Linked DNA regions of Homo sapiens: region 1 is linked to region 2. The links are chromatin contacts, found by Hi-C or POLR2A ChIA-PET in ENCODE. All regions are on one chromosome and are shown on one strand. The core of a region is the stretch at or near the end of the contact, and the rest is flanking DNA. Distances in the headings are between cores, read along the strand shown. Region 1 overlaps ASIP (agouti signaling protein). Region 2 overlaps RALY (RALY heterogeneous nuclear ribonucleoprotein).

What was found. Hi-C counts contacts between places; a loop is a spot of excess contacts on that map. ChIA-PET counts read pairs that join two places held with the same protein, here RNA polymerase II (POLR2A).
Region 1: a loop to region 2 is called in a map with no recorded cell type, with 8 times the contacts of the local background. The contact joins two enhancer-like sites. A Hi-C loop is called at or near these places in 1 of 37 single-sample maps with no recorded cell type. POLR2A ChIA-PET finds 5 or more read pairs at or near these places in 2 of 52 experiments (Caco-2 and GM12878).

Annotation. Positions count from the first base shown.
Region 1 is chr20:34,259,726-34,264,468 of GRCh38, forward strand. ASIP (agouti signaling protein) reads left to right here. Exons shown (of 4, transcript NM_001672.3): 2 at 640-809; 3 at 3,107-3,168. The coding sequence starts at 650. It also overlaps a transcript of AHCY not described here. Among named protein-coding and RNA genes, the nearest start is that of ASIP, 21 kb to the left of the region's middle. Within about 2 kb of position 2,936, at least 15 of the 41 ENCODE cell types and tissues checked have a DNase peak (open chromatin) inside an H3K27ac peak, as active enhancers do.
Region 2 is chr20:34,008,244-34,013,013 of GRCh38, forward strand. All of the region lies in intron 1 of RALY (RALY heterogeneous nuclear ribonucleoprotein), which reads left to right. Among named protein-coding and RNA genes, the nearest start is that of RALY-AS1, 16 kb to the left of the region's middle. RefSeq lists an enhancer at 2,091-2,768 and a silencer at 2,220-2,514. Within about 2 kb of position 1,513, at least 2 of the 41 ENCODE cell types and tissues checked have a DNase peak (open chromatin) inside an H3K27ac peak, as active enhancers do.

The DNA.
Region 1 (4,743 bases), core at 1,686-4,185, 250 kb after region 2:
GGCAACAAGAGAGAGACTCCATCTAAAAAAAAAAAAATCCAGCTAGCAAATAAATAAATACATAAATCCAGGGGGCCTATGTCAACAGCTCCATCCTCCTGACACAAACTATACCTGCATTCGTTCTCTCTGGGTTTGGGAATCTAGGATATGAGCCAACATATATGCTTGTCTGAAGGGGCCACTTACCTCTTCATCTTTCTCACTGAGACTTAATTTATTAGCCTTATTCTGTACATCTTAATAAAATCTCTGCTACTGTGAGGCCCTACTGGGGGCCTTTCAACAACTCTGCCCAGGCCTGGGGTCTCCTGGGGCCACAGACATTAAAAAAACACACAGAAGCAGCCAACACACCACCCTCTGGACAGCAGAGACCAGTGCAATGCATTGCTTTTTCTCTTTGCTCCAATCTCCTTCTGTTCCTTGTCTTTCTCTCTTCCTCTTCCCATCTCTCTTCTCTCTTCTTCCCTCATCAATTCCCCTTCCCCATCCTAAGCCTTGCTAATCCTCCAGCTCCACCAGGACACTTGCCTAACAGGGTCACAACACCAGCCCAAAGAAGCACAAAGAAAGCAGGAAGGCCTCTTACCATTACCCCTGACCCACCCACCTGACCACCTTCTCTGTCCCACTCAGGCCTCCTGGGATGGATGTCACCCGCTTACTCCTGGCCACCCTGCTGGTCTTCCTCTGCTTCTTCACTGCCAACAGCCACCTGCCACCTGAGGAGAAGCTCCGAGATGACAGGAGCCTGAGAAGCAACTCCTCTGTGAACCTACTGGATGTCCCTTCTGTCTCTATTGTGGGTAAGTCACCTAGCCTCTGGGCTCTGGCCCAGGAGAGGGGCTGCAGGAGATCAAGCATGCTTCCCAGGGTGCTACCAGGATCCACCGCCATGGTCACGGCTCCTTCTTGCTCGTTCCAGGAAATAATCCTGGGAGAATAAGGTGGCCCTTGACTCATTTGGTTTGGGAAAGCTCTGCATGCCACCAGTCTAATAAGCAGCTTAGCATATGGTAGAGGCTCTGAAAGGCCTGAAGTTAAGACACTTGGTGAACTTTGTTTAATTTAGCATTTCTGAAACTTAATGAATCACAGAACTCCTGTCAACAGTAACAAACTTCAGGAAATGCTCCAGAACATATGCAAGTCTGGGATGGACCAGTCCTGTCATGTCAGGGTTGGGAATGAAGGCTCAGGGGAAAATATGAGGGGCACTGGAGCCTGGCATTGGAGATCTGGTTTGACTTCACCTGATAATAATCATAGACATACTGTGTGGTAGGCACTGTGAGGTGAGTATGGTCTTTATTCATATTTCACAGTTGAGGAACTTGAGGCTTAGGAGAATTAAGTAACTAGCACGGATCACACAGTTTTTAACTGGCAAAGCCAGAATTCAAAATCAGGTACTTAACTCCAGAACCTAAGCTCAAAACTAATATCTCTTACTACCTCGGCTTTTGCTAGGAAACGAGGATATTTGAGGCTGGGTGAGGTGGCTCACACCTGTAATCCCAGCACTTTGGGAAGCTGGAGGCATGAGGATTGTTTGAGCCTAGGAGTTCAAGACCAGACTGAGCGACATAGGGAGACCCCGTCTCTACAGAAAAATTTAAAAACTAGCAAGGCACGTGGCATGCACCTGTAATCCCAGCACTTTCGTAGGCTGAGGCGGGCAGATCTCTTGAGCTCAGGTGTTCAAGACCAGCCTGGTCAACAGGGTGAAACCCCGTCCCTATTAAAAATACAAAAATTAACCAGGCATGGTAGCATGCGCCTGTAGTCCTAGCTACTTGGGAGGCTGAGGCAGGAGGATCACTTGAGCCCAGGAGTTTGAGCCTACAATGAGCCATGATTGTGCCACTGCACTCCAGCCTGAGTGACAGAGTGAGATCCTGTCTCAAAAACAAACAAACAAAAACTAGCCGGGAATGGTGGTGCATGCCTATGGTTCCAGCTATTTGGGAGGCTGAGGCAGGAGGATTGCTTGAGCCCAGGAGGTCGACGCTGCAGTGAGCTATGATCACACCATTGCACTCCAGCCTGGGTGACAGACAGACCCTGACTCAAAAAAGAAATTTTTTAATAAATAAATAATCGGCCAGGCGCGGTGGCTCACACCTCTAATCCCAGCGCTTTGGGAGGCCAAGGTGGGCAGATCACCTGAGGTCAAGAGTTTGAGACCAGCCTGGCCAACATGGCAAAACCCCATCTCTACTAAAAATACAAAAATTAGCCAGGTGTGGTGGTACATGCCTGTAATCCCAGCTACTTGGGAGGCTGAGACAGGAAAATCACTTGAACCCAGGAGGCAGAAGTCACAGTGAGCCGAGATCGCACCACTGTACTCCAGCCTGGGCAACAGAGTGAGACTCTGTCTCAAAAGAAAAAAAAAAGAAGAAGAAGAAAGAAAGAGGATATTCTACACATATCAGACAGGGAAGGGAGGAACATCAACATTTATTGATCTTCAGTGTAACAGACTTTTCACTTTATAAACAGACTTCATTTATCCTCAAGACAATACTGCAAGGCAGATATTATGGAACCTTTTTTGCAGATGAAAAAACTGAGTCTCATGGAGGATAAGTAAGTTACCCACAGCCACATAGTCATTATATTGGCAGAGTCAGGATTCAAATCAGGTCCTCCTGGCTCCAGAGCTCTCAGGAATGGAAAATAGGAAACACAGGTGCATCTGTGTACAAGACAGGAGTCCATTTTCTGGGTATCACAATGTTCCTGTGCCTGCCACAATGGAGATGAAGGAAGGGGCACCTGGGGTGGCTCTGAGTGGCCCAAGCTCACTTAGGTCGAGGGACCAGGCCCCACAAGAGTGTCACAGGCAGATCCCAGTGCCTGCTTGGATTTCCCATTTGCCTTCCCTCAGAGGACACGTTGCTATCAGTGCCTGGCTCCAGGTCAGTAGCCGGGCTAACAAGAACCTACTGGCTTGAGTCCTACAGTGTGACTCATCCAGCACGCTTCTTCTCCTCTCCCTGACCTTGTGACTTCCCAAGCCCCCTCTGCCCCTCTCACTTCACTGCAGCTCAACGTCCCCAGAAACATCTGACTTTGCTCCTTTTGTCTCTCTTTGAAGCGCTGAACAAGAAATCCAAACAGATCGGCAGAAAAGCAGCAGAAAAGAAAAGATCTTCTAAGGTAAGGGCAGGGAAGTTCTGGGAGTTCTCATTGTTGGGGTGAGACTGGACTTAAAGAAGGAGGACCCCCAACCTCTGGCTAGGAACTAAATGAAAGATTTTTCAGGCCTATATTAACAAAAGAAACTGAAAGCTACTAAAGACTTCCTGGCTTGAGCTCTGAGCCAGACACCCACAGAAGCCCAGGGAGCTGAAGTCCACTGAGCAAAATAGGTTACGAAAAGCAGCTTCCTCTACTAGTTAGCCCCTGCCTGAAATTTCACCATCACTCATACTTTTGGATGAATGTGGTGTTTCCCAAACCTCAGTCATTTCAGAACCACATTTATAACTTTGCCATATCTGAGTTCCACCTATTTATTTAACATATTTGTTTAAAATTAAATCTTAGGCCGGATGCGGTGGCTCACGCCTATAATCCCAGCACTTTGGGAGGCCAAGGTGGGTGAATCACCTGAGGTCAGGAGTTCGAGACTAGCCTGGCCAACATGGTGAAACCCCGTCTCTACTAAAAATACAAAAATTAGCCAGGCGTGGTGGTGGGCGCCTGTAATCCCAGCTACTTGGGAGGCTGAGGCAGGAGAATTGCTTGTACCCGGGAGGTGGAGGTTGCAGTGAGCTTGAGCCATTGCACTCCAGCCTGGTGACAAGAGTGAAACTCTGTCTCAAAACAACAACAACAAAAAATTAAAACTTAAAAAATGCAGTTGACTCTTGAACACATGTGTTTGAACTCATGGGTCCACTTATACATTGGTTATTTTATGTCTTTTTTTTTTTTTCTTTTTTTTTGAGATGGAGTTTTCGCTCTCGTTGCCCAGGCCAGAGTTCGGTGGCGTGATCTTGGCTCACTGCAACCTTCACCTGGCGAGTTCAAGCGATTCTCATGCCTCAGCCTCCCGAGTAGCTGGAATTACAGGCACATGCCACCATGCCCAGCTAATGTTTTTGTATTTTTAGTAGAGATGGGGTTTCGCCAAGTTTGTCAGGCTGGTCTCGAACTCCTGACCTCAGGTGATCCACCTGCCTCAGCCTACCAAAGTGCTGGGATTACAGGGGTGAGCCACCTTGCCCAGCTGACTTTTTAAATTGGAAAATATTTTTGAAGATTGACAATTAGAAAAAACAGGTGAATCTTGTTACCTAGAAATATTTAAAAAATGAAAAAAAAGTATGTCATTAATGCATAAAATATATGTAGATACTAGTCTATTTTATCACTTGCTATCATACAATATACATAAATCTATTATAAAAAATTAAAATTTCCCAAAACATATGTACACACAGACAGTACATACCATTCAAAATAGAAAGAAAATAACCAAATGTAAAGATGTAGTACTAAATCATAACTGTGTAAACAACTGCAGTACATACTGTACTACCATCATAATTGTGAAGATACCTCCTGTTGCCATTGCGGCATGCTCAGGTGTTGCGAGTACGTGCTTACAACGCTCTGTGAGCTAATCATCTCTGCACAAGGAGTCTCACCAGGAAATCACATATTGCAGTAAAATGTGATCCCTCAAGGTTCTCGTGTATTTTTCAATGTGTTTAATGCAATATTGTA
Region 2 (4,770 bases), core at 263-2,762:
TGTGTTTGGCAAAGGTGTTATTGCTTTTATGGAGATGCTGAAGGAATCTGGGGAACATAGAATAATGATGGAATGAAGCATGGGGAATGCCATCCTGCATCAGGGGAGAACATATATTTAGCGTTGTACTGTTCACTCCCAACGGCATCTGACTGTAATGGGGGTAATTTTGCTCTTTTGCAAAGACAAGGAACTTTTAGTTGTGATGTTCAGGGAGCAGAATTTTAAAGGTATTCCATTTAGGGGAACCAAGCTGCTGAACTTTCATCCTCATTGGGAAGTCCTTGGGGCACTCTTAAATCCTTTCTGTTCCAGATCTGTTCAGTCTTATCCTCTAGATCAGAGGTCACATACTGGTAGCCCCTTGGGCTGTATCTGGCCTGTGTACATATTTTGTTTGGCCTGCAGTAGTGGTGTCATTGTTTTTTAAATTGAGACAGGGTCTTGCTCTGTTACCCAGGCTGGAGTGCAGTGGCACAATCATAGCTCACTGCAGCCTCAAACTCTTAGGCTTAAGCTATCCTCACGCCTCAGTCTCCTGAGTAGCTGGAATGACAGAGACATGCCACTACACCCAAGTGTTTTTTAAATTTTTTTGTAGAGATGAGTTATTACTTTGTTACCCAGGCTGGTCTCACACTCCTGGCTCAAGCAGTTCTGCTACCTTGGCCTCCGAAAGTGTTGGGATTATGTGTGAGCCATTGCACCTAGCCTCTATTTTTATTTTGAGTGGAATAAAAGCCTGGGGAGATTAGGACTGCCTTTCAGTGGAGATAGTATGTATGTGTGAGATGAGAGGTCCTGGCATGGGGCTATGAAGGTGACTGGTTTCTCATGAAAAAGGAGGAAGATTTTTGAGAAAGTAGCAGAGGCTAGAGCCTGACGCTGACCATGAGCAATTTTTCCATTTATAAGAGTGGGGGTAGGCCTGTCTTCTCCTTGAGTCCTCTACCAGGGATTTGTTTTGTTTTGTTTTGGTGTGTGTGTGGTTTTTTTTTGTTTTGTTTTGTTTTTGAGACGGAGTCTCGCTCTGTCACCCAAGCTGGAGTCAGTGGCATGATCTCAGCTCACTGCAACCTCTGCCTCCCGGGTTCAAGTAATTCTCCTGTCTCAGTCTCCCAACTAGCTGGGACTACAGGTGCGCGCCACCATGCCTGGCTAATTTTGTATTTTTAGTAGAGACAGAGTTTCACCAATTTGGCCAGGCTGATCTCGAACTCCTGACCTTGTGATCTGCCCGCTTCAGCCTCCCAAAGTGCCAGGATTATAGGTGTGAGCCACCACGCCCCAGCCTCTACCAGGGTTGTTATATTGTGACTCCTTGTACACTGGCTAGTCCATGCTTTAGAAGCTTGTAAACTGAAGCAAAGAGACATGGCTTGGATCTTTGGGCAACTCTTTGGAGCTTCGGCCAAATTTGGCAGAAGCTTTGAGTTTACAACTTCATGTTCTTCATTTCTCTACTTTTTTCCACATTCTGCTTCCTTATTGACTGGCTTCTTTAGACAGCATATTTGTTCTCAAGTTTGTCAAAGCCACACCATTTCCTGTTGTTTCTTTGATACTCAAGCCCAGTGTCAGTTGCCGTTTATCACCAGAGTATAGCACTTTTTTTGGGAAACACTTGGTCAATTCATTTTTGCTACCTGCTTGCCACCAAGGTCCAGCCCAGCTCTAGAAGGAACTCTAATATTGAAGAGACTTTACCTAGTTAAGGTGCTGGTGAATCCCCTGCGACTAAGTGAATTATCTTCATTTTACTGGGAACTTTTGGTGCCCTTATTGGCTGATAAATCTGTCTCGGCCTATCTTAGGACTTCATATGGACAGCAAACTAGTCAAGGCTCAGTGGATCATGTCCTTGTCAAGTTGGCATTTTTTGCAATCCCTATTATATATTTGTAAGGTAGAGTGGAAGTGAGTCTGATGTGTCATGAAGGAAACCATGGACATTAATTCAGAATCAAAACCGTTTTACTTATGAGTTGGTACCTGGTCTTTTTTTCTTCCAGTGGCACTCTGTTGCCCAAACTGGAATGCAGTGGCGTAATCTCAGCTCACTGCACCCTCTACCTCCCGGGCTCAGGTGGTTCTCCCACCTCAGTCTCCTGAGTAGCTGGGACTACAGGCACGCACCACCATGTCCTGTTGTTTTTATTTTTTTATTTTGTAGGGATAGGGTCTTGCTCTTTTACAAACTAGGCTGGGGTCTTGAACTCCTGGGCTCAAGCCATCCTCCCGCCTTGGCCTCCCAAAGTGCTGGGATTACAGGCCTGAGCCACTGCACCAGGCCTGAAAGTAGGCAAAAGAATCACCCAGAAAGTCACCTGCTGGTTCCCTTTGACTTCTTGTGATTACTGAAACATCATCCAGTATGTGGAGTACTGTGGTAATTTCCATGACAACTGATCCTGATTTTCCAGATAAAGAGAGGAAGCTAGTAAGTGTTAGGAACTCAAAAAGCGTAGTAAGCTAAGTTCTTGTGATGCTAAGTAGAATTTTTAGCTGAAAGGACCTTTCAGCAGCAACTGCCTGATTAAACCTCTTCCTCTTATAGGTCTGGAGAGGTTAAGCAACTTGCCTAAGGGATTGCTGTGTTTGTGGAATAAACTCTGGATCCTCAGCTTAGTATCTCTCTGTGCCTCCTATTCTGCATGACTTTTTTCATTATATCTCGGCTGAACTGTGAGCTCTATGAAGGCGGAAACCATGTCTGTCTTGTTGATGAGTGTTTTCCCAGAGCCTGGCATAGGATCTAAGTATTTTTTGAGTGAATGAATAAACTGGGTGGGGGGGGGGTTCTCAAACTGGAACACATGGCTGCATAGTAGATGATACATGAAATCACAGGATAAAACATACATCTTCCTGAAGTGTCAGTATACTTATTTTTTCAGAGTTGGATTAAATATTATAACTGGTAATTTAAAGTTTGCTTTTAACTTTAAATATTTTTATGGAATGAATGATAAATTAGCATGAATTCTTGAGATAAAGTGAGAAAGCATCAAATAAGTTACAGGATTATAGCAGGCCCTTTGACTTCTACCCCAGGGTGGGTCTGGCATCGCCAGACCTCTGACATTTTTAAGAGCAGCTAGAAATCTAATTTTTTTAAAAGTGAGATCTGATTTTGAATGTTGGCAGTTAACTCAGAGGTTTTTAAGTAAATTTTTACATATCAGACAAAAACATATCCTTGGGCCTAAACATCTGCTTGTGACCTATGAGATAAAATACAGGTCTGAGCAGTAACTAGACTTTGGATGGGGCCAAGATAGGTGGTGGTGTCAGGGATATCTCCTATTCTGAGTCTGGCTCCTTCAGATTTGAAACTAACCATAAGCAGGAGTGGAAAGAATAAAGCTAGAGACTTGATTAGAACAAATTCCCACATTAAACATCCTCTGTAGGAAACAGCTTCTATAACTCACAGGCTACCATATCCCTTCTCGTTGACTCCCCTTGTTTTGCAGATGAAACTAAGGTCCAGAGAAGAAACCAGAGCTTTCTTGTAGGACCCTTAAGAAGCAGCCATGGGGCCAGACACGGTGGTTCATGCCTGTAATCCCAGCACTTTGGGAGGCCAAGGCAGGCAGATCGCTTGAGGTCAGGAGTTCAAGACTAGCCTGGCCAACATGATGAAACCCCATCTCTACCAAAAATATAAAAATTAGCCGGGTGTAGTGGCGCACGCCTGTAGTCCCAGCTACTTGGGAGGCTTAGGCATGAGAATCGTTTGAACCCAGGAGGCGGAGGCTGCAGTAAGCCGAGCTTGCGCCACTGCACTTCAGCCTGGGCGACAGAGTGAGACCCTGTCTCAAAAAAAAAAAAAAAGAAAAAGAAAAGAAGCAGCTATGGGTCCTGGGCAGGCCCCGCTTCAAACTCCTGACCTTTGTTTGGTTTTCCTGCCTCACACACTCTTGGGCCATGGGGCAGTGGCTTCTGCCATAGCCTGAGGTGGTTGGGAGAGCTGGGCTAAGGCTTCTTGGTGCAGCCCTATCATCATGAGGTGGCGGAAGGTTGCCGTGGCAGGTGGTAATGTGCTGAGCCTCTTCTTGGTGCAAAGGGTCTATTTCTGTCACTAGCATCAGATTGACCTTATTTTATTTTTTTTGCCTAGAAAGATGTAGAAGACAGCTCAGCAAAAAGAAGCCTCAGGGCCGAGATAGATCTATCCCTCGTTGTGCCTTGCTTGCCTCTTCTCTTTCTCTTCTTTTTCCTTTCCTCCGCCTCCTTTCTTTTTGAGCCCTACTTACCCTTTCTTCTGCATCCTCCCCCACCCGCCATCCTTTGTTTTTTTCCTCACTGTTGCCCTTCTTGAGAAATTCTTGTAATGCTACTGCAGTGCGCAGAGCTTGGGATTGAACCTGTTTTCTGTGTTTTTAAAGGGGACTTGCAGTAAAAAGTAGGGCATCTAAAATAGGGAGACTAGACATCTTGAAACTGTCCCCTCTTCTTCTCCATTCCCACCCCAAGTCATAAAGGATAAAATCTAAACTCTGGCCTTGGCCGCAAGGCTCATGCAGTCTGGTGCCATATCACTTTGCTGCCTTTTGTCAGCAGCATAGTGCTTAATACCCACTGTTTCCCTGTGTTTCTGCCCAGTAGAAGGTTCCCTGGATGTGCCAGGCTGTATCATGACTTTGTTTTGACTACAGATAGTCCCTGGTTTACAGTTTGACTTACTGATTTTTTGACTTTATGTTGGTTACAAAAGTGATATGCATTCAGTAGAAACGGTACTTGGACTACTCATACAGCTAGTCT